2 separate regions of the Homo sapiens genome follow, and region 2 is linked to region 1. A link is an interaction called in ENCODE POLR2A ChIA-PET data of the cell type or tissue named here. Cell type or tissue: OCI-LY7. All regions are shown on one strand. Links, peaks and the distances in the headings refer to the core of each region. The heading gives the core; the rest is flanking DNA. Region 1 overlaps USP18 (ubiquitin specific peptidase 18). Region 2 has its middle 9.3 kb from the start of CECR3.

What was found. ChIA-PET counts read pairs that join two places held together with the same protein. Peaks named below come from ENCODE experiments on the same cell type or tissue, not always from the same donor. Only the 100,000 strongest peaks of a DNase experiment are listed, where the experiment ranks them.
Region 2: POLR2A ChIA-PET joins it to region 1 with 10 read pairs; 2 of 35 experiments call an interaction of 5 or more read pairs at or near these places.

The regions. Positions count from the first base shown.
Region 1 is chr22:18,160,211-18,165,583 of GRCh38, reverse strand. It overlaps USP18 (ubiquitin specific peptidase 18), which reads right to left. Exons shown (of 11, transcript NM_017414.4): 3 at 5,316-5,373; 4 at 3,649-3,794. Among named protein-coding and RNA genes, the nearest start is that of USP18, 13 kb to the right of the region's middle. RefSeq lists an enhancer at 1-576. In OCI-LY7, for the core only: no CTCF peak of the experiment used is centred there; no DNase peak of the experiment used is centred there.
Region 2 is chr22:17,273,357-17,278,729 of GRCh38, reverse strand. No RefSeq gene overlaps it. Among named protein-coding and RNA genes, the nearest start is that of CECR3, 9.3 kb to the right of the region's middle. In OCI-LY7, for the core only: no CTCF peak of the experiment used is centred there; a DNase peak (open chromatin) is centred at 3,189.

The sequences.
Region 1 (5,373 bases), core at 128-5,127:
TGTCTGGAGAGGGGTAGGCGAAAGGTGATATTTGCATTTCTAAAGGGCTAACAGGAAACAGGAAACACGGCCGCGGTGAGGGGTGAGGGATGGGAAGAGGAGAAGTGAAAAGAAAGTAATAAGAAAACTAATATAACTATCTCTTAGAAAATGGGAGTACTCAGTTACACCCAGATGGGTTCACTAGTGAACGATGGGTTCTACCAAACATTTATGGGAAAAATTATACCAATTCCCTACAACCTCTTCCAGAGGACAAAAGCAGAGAGAACACTTCCTAACTCATTCTCTGAGGCCAGCATTATCCTAACACCAAAACCAGACAGACATTGTAAGAAAAAAACCTAAAAACCAGTATCTCCCGTGAACATAAATGCAAAATTCCTCAACAAAATATTAGTGAATCAAATTCAACTATGTATAAAAAGAATCACAGAGGGTGACACAAGCGAGATGGTAGAGAAGGAGGCTCCTGGTGCTCCCCTTCTCCCATGGACACACGGTAAAACTCTCATCTACACACAGATCAACTCCCTCTGAAAGAAACCCAGAAACCAGCTGAGAGAGGCCTGCACAGGGGGCAATGGGGAGAACACCCACATCGCAACCGGTTGGAAAAGCTGAGACACACTCGCACCACAAGCCCCACCCCAGACACAGTACCTTACTGTGAGGAAGGAATCCCTACTCCCAGCTTTCTCCTGGAGAGGGGAGGGTTTGGACCACACATAGGCAGCCCCAGCTTTTGCAGTTCCCACTCAAGGGCTTGGCTGCTGGGTCACCTAGCTCTGGGAGCAGACATGGGTCAGCAGTTATGAATCCTCTGCGACCACAGAGGGCAAAGAGGCAGTTTTAAACGGGCACGTGAGCACTTCCAGCAGCTGTGCTCAGCACAGAGCAAACAGGCAGAAATGCCAGGCTTCCAGTTTCTCCCTGGAAGGATATGTCTGCGGGCTCTCCTAGCTGTTGCCCGAGGGATGGGCTTCTATTAATAACTGGCCTGCACCTGGAGCCAATGAGGCAGGTAAACAATAGATTTCCAGGAGTCTGGACAGGCCTGTGGGCAAGTCCCATGCCTTCTCCCACCCCCTGCTGTATGGTAAAATCAGGTCTCTAACTTCACACATTGAGTACACATTTACCCCTCTCAAATGAAGGTCTAGCTCCTCGACCACCGAGCTTTGGGAGCTGACAAGGCTCTGTATTTGTAAGTCCCACAGGGGCACAGAGACCAAAGAACATCCCCCCAGGCCCAGTGCAGCGTGAACAGGCAAAAAGGCCCGGCTCCTACTTTCTCCCTAGAAGGAGTTTGTCTGCACAGTGCAGCTGCTGCCCTGGGGTTTCTATGCATCTGGGAGCTGACAGAGCAGGAAACCAGTGCTCCTCTGAGACCCTGAACAGGCAGGTGAGCACCTCCACAGCTGCTCCCACTGGTTTGCTCAACAGATAGCGTCAAGCTTCCAACTAACCTGTCCGTCTCTAAGCAGAGAGCAGCCAGCATTCGCTAGGCCCCTGGGGGTGACAAAGAGTAAAACAATGCGTGAAGGAGTGTGCAGTTTCAATATGAGTGCAGGCACTTGCCACAGATCCTCTGTCCAGCGTTTTGCAGAGCAAGTGGCGGATTAACTCATGCTCCCAGCTTTTCCCTGAGGATAGAATAAACTGGAACACACATTTAATGCCCCAACGTCTCCACCTGCACCTCAAGGGGCTGGTTTCTATCTCCCCTGTCTAGGGCACTGACAGGACTTGACACATTCTAATCTCCTGAGGGCCGCTAACAACATAGATGACAGTCTGGACAACACAAAGGGTCAACAGGTGCTCCGAGTGTCCGGCAGGGCTAATTGGTAAGTTCGTCTCTTATACAAGGCCCGTGGGACAAGACTGGGAGAGGTATTTTTCTTTTTTTCTTTTTTCTTTTTTTTTTTCTTTTTTTCTGAGACAGAGTCTTGCTCTGTGGCCCAGGCTGGAGTGCAGTGGCGCAATCTCGGCTCACTGCAAGCTCCGCCTCCCGGGTTCACGCCATTCTCCTTCCTCAGCCTCCCGAGTAGCTGGGACTACAGGCGCCCGCCACCACGCCCAGCTAATTTTTTGTATTTTTAGTAGAGACAGGGTTTCACCGTGTTAGCCAGGATGGTCTCCATCGCCTGACCTCATGATCTGCCCACCTCGGCCTCCCAAAGTGCTGGGATTACAGGCGTGAGCCACCGCGCCCAGCCTGGGAGAGGTATTTTTCTTAACTAAAGTACAGAAAATAACAGAGAATCAAGAACAATGAAGAAACAGAGAAATATGTTCCAAGCAAAAGAACAAGATAAATCTCCAGAAAATGCCCCTGGTGAAATGAAGATAAGTGACTTACCTTACAGACAATTCAGAATAATGATCATGAAGATGCTTACCATGTCTAGGACAGCAATGCATGAACAAAGTAAGAATTTCAGCAAAGAGACAGAAAAAAGTTCAAAAGAAATAACAGAGCTGAAGAATACAATAACTGCAATAAGAGCTCAAAAGAGAAGCTCAACAGACTAAATCAAGCAGAAGAAAGGATTAGCAAACTAGAAGATAGGTCACTGGAAATCATTCAGAGGAGCAAAAATGAAAAAGAATGAAAAAGAGTGAAGATATCTTAAGAGAGTTAGGGGACATCAAGCCGACCAAAATAGGCATTATCAGAGTCCCAGAAGGAGGAGAGTGAGAAGAGATGGAAAGCTTATCCAAAGAAATAACAGTCACGAGTTGCAGATCAACATTTCAGTCAATGGCAGACCACATGAGCACAGTGGCCATAGCATGCAGCCTAGCTGTGTAGTAGGCTGTCCCATCTAAATTTGTGTAAGTGCACTCCATGATGTCCACACAATGACAAATTCACCTTCTGATGCATTTTCAGAACGTATCCCTGTTGGTAAGCAACGCATACCTATAATGACTGAAAACTTCCCAACCCAGGGAAGGAAATACAAATCCACATCCAGGAAGCCCAAAGGACACCAATAAGACTGATCTAAAGCAACCCACATCAAGACACATCATAATCAATTTCAAAAGTTAAAGACAAAGAATTCTGAAAGCAGCAAGAGAAAAGCAATGTATTATACACAAGGGAAAACCCGTAAGTGTAGGATTTCTTCTGGGGGTGATGAAAATGTTATGAAATTAGATTGTGATGATGGAGGCACAACTCTGTGAATACACTACAAACCTTTGAATTGTATGTTTTTAAATGGATGAATTTTACAGTATGTGATGCACAACCCAATATAGCTATCTAAAAAAAAAAAAAAAAACCTAACCTATTTGTGAATTATTTTGTAGAACATGTTTTCTCTTTTTTATTCCTTTATTCTGTTTTCCTGCAGTTCCCTGACTGTGGTGGAATAAGCTTGGAGGAGATGCCTTCACTTACTCTACTGAGAGGCAGAGAAAGGTTAGGTATGGAAGTAAAATGTCCATAAATAATATCAATTCTGCACCTCCAAAGATGTGTGCCTCTTACACAAATGTCTCTATAATCTGAGGGGTCCAGGCTACCTAACTTGCTTCTTGTTGCTTCACTGCCCGTTAGTTCCTCTCTTCACTCTCTAAGCTTCCCATCCCCTTTGGATCAGCAGCCAGGAGCCCAGTGGGAGGGTATCTTACAGGGCACGTTGCACTTCTGCAGGCAGTAGGCCAGCTCCAGGGGCCGCACTGCTTTCTGCCGGCTGTCCTGCATCTTCTCCAGCAGCAGAAGCATCTGGAAAGGGACGCTTCTCCTCTGCTCGTCAGCTCCCCTGGGCACCGTGATCCTGCCACACAAGAACAGCCAGAAACCTCCTTACATGTAGTTCTCAAAGCTAGGTGCACACTGGAATCACCTGGGAGAAATTTTAAATCTTCATATCCAGGCCACTCCCATACAAATTAAACCAGAATTCTGGGTCCGGGGGGCGGGGCGCGGGCAGTTATCAGAATTTTTCAGTTCCTCAGATTATTTCAATGTGTGGTCAAGGTTGAGAAGCACCATGTGAGTGAATCTGCTCTACAGGGGACCCTCTAGAGAGGGGGATCAGCATGACTGCTGCCTTGGCCCCTCTGCACCCTGCCCAGCAATCGTGCTAGAGCAGACGGCAGATGCACGAGGTCCTGGCTCCACATCTCGGGCAAGCAGCAAAATGTCCAGCCTAAAGCTCTCCAGACTGCAGAGGCACATGCTGGGTTAGGTCCTGGGAAGAAAGGCAACATGAAAGGCTGTCCGTGTGGTTTGGCAATGATTCATTTAATCACAGGCATTTTTCGGATGGGAAAAAGGAGAGAGCACAGGGCAGAAAAGGAGTGATAGAGAGAGACAGAGGGAGAGAGTGCATTGTGTGAGTGTTGGTGGAAGGAGGGGTGTGTACTCCCCACTGACTTACTCCTTCTCCGACTTTGGTCTAGTCCCAACTCTGTCTTTTAACCAAGTCAGTGGCTGTCAATCCTGGCCGCATTTAAAATCACCCAAAGAGGGCTTTAAAAAAGTACCAATACCTGGCCGGGCGCAGTGGCTCATGCCTGTAATCCCAGAACTTTGGGAAGCTGAGGTGGGCAAATCACCTGAGGTCAGGAAATTGAGACCAGCCTGGCCAACATGGTGAAAACTCATATCTACTAAACATACAAAAATTAGCCAGGTGTGGTGGCGGGCGCCTGTAATCCCAGCTACTTGAGAGGCTGAGGCAGGAGAATCCCTTGAACCCGGGAGGCGGAGGTTCCAGTGAGCCGAGATTGCACCGTCGCACTCCAGCCTGGGGACAGAGTGAGGCTTCATCTCAAAAAAAAAAAAAAAAAAAAAGTACCAATACTTGGGTCGCACCCCAGACCAACCTAAGAAGTTTTAGAAATAATGTGTAGGCCAGAATATGCAGAAGCCAATCTTTCCTCTGCCAGCTTTTGAGAGAAGATCTCAAAAAGTCCAAGTCACTGTGAATAACTGAATATATTAAAAATGAAATAATACAGGCCAGGTGCAGTGGCTTACGCCTATAATTCCAGCACTTTGGGAAGCTGAGGTGGGTGGATCACGAGGTCAGGAGATCGAGACCTTCCTGGCTAACACGGTGAAACCCCGTCTCTACTAAAAATACAAAAAAAATTAGCCAGGCATGGTGGCGGGCTAGTCCCAGCTACTCGGGAGACTGAAGCAGGAGAATCGCTTGAACCCGGGAGGCAGAACTTGCAGTGAGCCAAGATCATGCCACTGCACTCCAGCCTGGGCAACAGAGCAAGACTCCATCTCAAAAAAAGGAAAAAGAAATAATACAAATGCTCATCAGCCTGAAGAACAGTCTTACCTCTTCAATATCCTGGTGAAGTCCACATTCATTACGAACACCTGAATCAAGGAGTTAA
Region 2 (5,373 bases), core at 317-5,316, 890 kb after region 1:
TTTGGAAGGCCGAGGCGGGCGGGTCACCTGAGGTCACGGGTTTGAGAACAACCTGGCCAACAAGGTGAAACCCATTTCCATTAAAAATACAGAAATCAGCCGGGTGTGGTGGCACATGCCTATAATCCCAGCTACTCAGGATCTCCTGCCTCCTACTGAGGCAGAAGAATTGTTTGAACCCAGAAGGTGGAAGCTACAGTGAGCCAAGATTGCGCCACTGCACTCCAGCCTTGGTGACAGAGCGAGACTCTGTCTCAAAAAAACAAAAAAGGGCCGGGCCGGGTGCAGTGGCTCACGCCTGTAATCCCAGCACTTTGGGAAGCCAAGCAGGCCGATCATGAGGTTAGGAGTTCCAGACCTGCCTGGCCAACATAGTGAAACCTTGTCTCTACTAAAAATTAAAAAAAAAAAAATCAGCCTGGCATGGTGGTGGGCACCTGTACTTCCAGCTACTTGGGAGGCTGAGGCAGGAGAATCACTTGAACCCAAGAGGCAGAGATTGCAGTGAGCTGAGATCACGCCATTGCACTCCAGCCTGGGCGACAGAGTGAGACTCCGTCTCAAGAAAAAAAAAAAAAGAGTGCATTGTGGTTTTTAAATTAATATTTTCCCAAAGGATATGTATATATACATATATATATAAAATCACCATGTTGGCCAGGCTGGTCTCGAACTCCTGGCCTCAGGTGATCCACCTGCTTCAGCCTCCCAAATTGCTGGGATTACAGGCGTAAGCCACCGCGCCCAGCCCACAGTGCACTCTTGTTTTGAATAATTAAAACAAATAAAAATACATTTGGGGTTTCTCTGAAAAGCATTCTCTAAACAGTGCCTTCTTTCTTCCAGTCCCTCCCCTCCCCTGATGGTGCTCGGCCTGGGAATGGGATATAACACAAACATCCTGAAAGCAAAGCAAATACTTTCTTTCTCCCTAAGCCCCCTATATATATTAGACACAGGGTCTCTCTCTGTTGCCTAGGCCGGAAGGCAGTGGTGATCATGGCTTACTGCAGTCTCAACCTCCCAGGCTCAGGTGATCCTCACACTTCAGCCTCCTGAGTAGCTGGGACAATGGGCTTGCTCCACCACACTAGCCTTTTCTTTTTTCTTTGTAGAGGCAAGTTCTCACTCTATTGTCCAGAGTGGTCTTGAACTCCTAGGCTCAAGCAATCCTCCTTCCTTGGCCTCCCAAAGTGCTGGGATGACAGGCATGAGTACCTGGCCACAAAAGGTATTTTAAATCCAGTTCAATATTAACGGTCAAGATCAGGCAAGGTGGCTCATGCCTATCATCCCAGCATTTTGGGAGGCTGAGGCGGGTGGATCACCAGAGGTCAGGAGTTTGAGACCAGCCCCGCCAACATGGTGAAAGCCGGTCTCTACTAAAACTACAAAAATTAGCTGAGCGGCCGGGCGCGGTGGCTCATGCCTGTAATCCCAACACTTTGGGAGGCCAAAGCGGGCAGATCACCTGAGGTCGGGAGTTTGAGATAAGCCTGGCCAATATGGTGAAATCCTGTCTCTACTAAAAATACAAAAATTAACTGGGCGTGGTGGCATGTGCCTGTAGTCCCAGCTACTGGGGAGGCGGAGGCAGGAGAATTGCTTGAATCAGGAAGCAGAGGTTGCAGTGAGCCGAGATTGAGCCACTGCACTCCAGCCTGGTGACACAGAGAGATTCTGTCTCAAAAAAAAAAAAAAGAAAAAGAAAAAATTAGCCAAGCGTGATGGTGCATACCTGTAATCCCAGCTACTCTGGAGGCTAAGGCAGGAGAATCGCTTGAACCCAGGAGGTGGAGGTTGCAGTGAGCCAAGATCATGGCACTGCACTCCAGGCTGGGCAACGGAGTGAGACTCTGTCTCAAAAAAAAAAAAAAAAAATTAATGGTCAAATCTTTAAAAATTATCAGAAGGTTTTGACTATCGGTTTCTTTTCTTTTCTTTTCTTTTTTTTCTTTGAGACAGAGTCTCACTCTGTCCCAGACTGGAGTGCAGTGGCACCATCTCGGCTCACTTCAACCTCCACCTCCTAGGTTCAAGCTATTCTCCTGCCTCAGCCTCCTGAGTAGTGGGAATTACAGGTGCATGCCACCATGCCTGCCTAATTTTTGTATTTTTAGTAGACATGAGGTTTCACCATGTTGGCCAGGCTGGTCTCAAACTCCTGACCTCGTGATCTTCCCGCCTCAGCCTCCCAAAGTGCTGGGATTACAAGCATGAGCTGCTGTGCCTGGTAGACTACTGGTTTCTTTTCTTTTCTCTTCTCTTCTTTTCTCCCCTCCCTTCTCCTCCCCTCCCCTCCCCTCTTCTCTTTTCTTTTTTGAGACGGAATTCGCTCTGTCATCCAGGCTAGAGAGCAGTTGCATGTCTCGGCTCACTGCAATCTCCTCCTCTGGGGTTCAAGTGATTCTCCTGTCTCAGCCTCCAGAGTAGCTAGGACTACATACGCGTGCCACCATGCCCAGCCAATTTTTGTGTTTTTAGTAGAGACCGGGTTTCACCAATTTGGCCAGGCCGGTCTCGAACTCCTGACCTCAAGTGATCCACCCATCTCGGCCTCCCAAAGTCCTGGGATTACAGGCATGCGCCACTGCACCCAGCTATTGTATTATTGTATTGGTTTATCTTCTTTCTTTCTTCCTTTCTTTTTTTTTTTTTTTTTTTTTTTTTTTTTGAGACGGAGTCTCGCTTTGTCACCCAGGCTGGAGTACAGTGGCATGATCTCGGCTCACTGCAACATCTGCCTCCCGGGTTCAAGCAATTCTCCTGCCTCAACCTCCTGAGTAGCTGGGATTACAGGCATGTGTCACCATGCCCAGCTAATTTTTGTAGTTTTAGCAGATATGGGGTTTCACCATGTTGGTCAGGCTGGTCTCGAGCTCCTGACCTCGTGATCCACCCGCCTCGGCCTCCCAAAGTGCTGGGATTACAGGCATGAGCCACCGCGCCTGGCCTATTGGTTTATTTTCTAAAACAAGACAAAATAAGGCCGGGCGCGGTGACTCAGTCCTGTAGTCCCAGCACTTTGGGTGGCCGAGGCGGGCGGATTACCTGAGGTCAGGAGCTAGAGACCAGCCTGGCCAACATGGTGAAACCCCGCCGCTACAAAAATACAAAAAAAAAAAAAAAATTAGCTAGGCATGATGGCAGGTGCCTGTAATCCGAGCTACTCAGGAGGCCGAGGCGGGAGAAGCGCTTTAACCTGGGCGGGGCGGGGCGGGGCGGGGAGGGCGGCGTGGGGGCGGAGGTTGCAGTGAGCTGAGATCGCACCACTGCACTCCAGCCTGGGCGACAGAGCGAGACTCCGTCTTGAAAAAAAAAAAAAAAAAAAAGGAAGAAAGGCTGGGCAGAGTGGCTCACGCCTGTAATCCCAGCACTTTGGGAGGCTGAGGCAGGTGGATCATGAGGTCAAGAGATGGAGACCATCCTGGCCAACATAGTGAAACCCCGTCTCTACTAAAAATACAAAAATTAGTTGGGCGTGGTGGTGCTGGCCTGTAATCCCAGCTACTCTGGAGGCTGAGGCAGGAGAATCCCTTGAGCCCAGGAGGCAGAGGTTGCAGTGAGCTGAGATGGTGCTACTGCACTCCAGCCTGGGCGACAGAGCTAGACTCCGTCTCAAAAAAAAAAAAAAAAAAAAATAGCTGGCGCGGTGGCTCACTCCTGTAATCCCAGCACTTTGAGAGGCCAAGGCCGATGGATCACTTGAGGCAGGAGTTCGAGATCAGTCTGGCCAATATGGTGAAACCCCGTCTCTACTAAAAATACAAAAATTACCTTGGTGTGGTGGCACATGCCTGTAATCCCTGCTACTGGGGAGGCTGAGGCAGGAGAATCACTTGAACCTGGGAGATGAAGGTTGCAGTGAGCTGAGGTTGTGCCACTGCACTCCACCCTGGGCAATACTCTGTCTCAATAAAAAAATAATAATAATAATAAAAGGAAATAATAATAATAATGAGGTCAGGCACGGTGGCTCATGCCTGTAATCCCAGCACTTTGGGAGGCCGAGGCGGGCAGATCACCTGAGGTCAGGAGTTCGAGACCAGCCTGGCCAGCATGGCGAAACATGGTCTCTACTAAAAATACAAAAATTAGCCAGCCATGGTGGCGGGTGCTTGTAATCCCAGCTACTTGGGAGGTTGAGGCAGGAGAATCACTTGAACCCGGGAGACGAAGGTTGCAGTGAGCTGAGATCGGGCCATTGCACTCCAGCCTGGGCAAGAGTGAAACTCCATCTGAAAAAAAAATAATAATAATAATACATCTAGTGTCAGTTTAATAAAATAACTAAAATAGGCCGGGCGCGGTGACTCATGCCTGTAATCCCAGCACTTTGGGAGGCTGAGGTGGGCGGATCACGAGGTCAGGAGATGGAGACCATCCTTGGTCAGGAGATCGAGACCATCCTGGTTAACACGGTGAAACCCTGTCTCTACTAAAAAAAAAAAAAAAAAGAAAGAAAGAAAATAACTAAAATAATTTAAGTGTTTTGTAAATAATTGAAGTGGAAGATTAAATGTTCTGACTCAAATTGTCAAATAGAAGATAACTGTGCAGTCAGAGAAGTAGCTTCTTTCTTTTTTTTTTTTTTTTTTTTGAGACGGAGTCTCGCATTGTCACCCAGGCTGGAGTACAGTGGCGCAACCTCAGCTCATTGCAAGCTCTGCCTCCCGGGTTCACACCATTCTCCTGCCTCAGCCTCCCAAGTAGCTGGGACTGCAGGCTCCCGCCACCACGCCCAGCTATTTTTTTTTTCGAGACAGAGTTTTGTTCTTGTCTTTCCCAGGCTGGAGTGCAATGGTGTGATCTTGGCTCACCGCAACCTCCGCCTCCCAGGTTCAAGTGATTCTCTTGCCTCAGCCTCCCAAGTTGCTGGAATTACAGGCATGCACCACCACGCCCAGCTAATTTTCTGCTTTTAGTAGAGACAGGGTTTCTCCATGTTGATCAGGCTGGTCTCGAACTCCTGACCTCAGGTGATCTGCCTGCCTTGGTCTCCCAAAATGCTGGGATTACAGGTGTGAGCCACCGCGTCCGGCCCTGGCTTCTGTCTTTAACCAACCCTAAACACCTAAAGAGTGCTTATTAATTGCATTTTATTTCATAGGATTCTTCTAGTTTGAATTTTTCAACAAGGCAAGAGGGAGGGACGTCAAAGTCCCTGGAGACGCGAAAGCTACAGCACTCCACTGTGCACTGTGTTTTGCACCAGGGTGCACCTACAGATAGAACGCTGGGATTCGAGTCACCACAAAAACAGTACCTTCCACAGAAATTCCTATTTTGAGGGTGGACTTCAGTTCACAATTAGACACCAACTCTAAGAAAGCAGTTTTTGTGGTGTGTGTTTTCTCTTTTGTTTCGTTTATT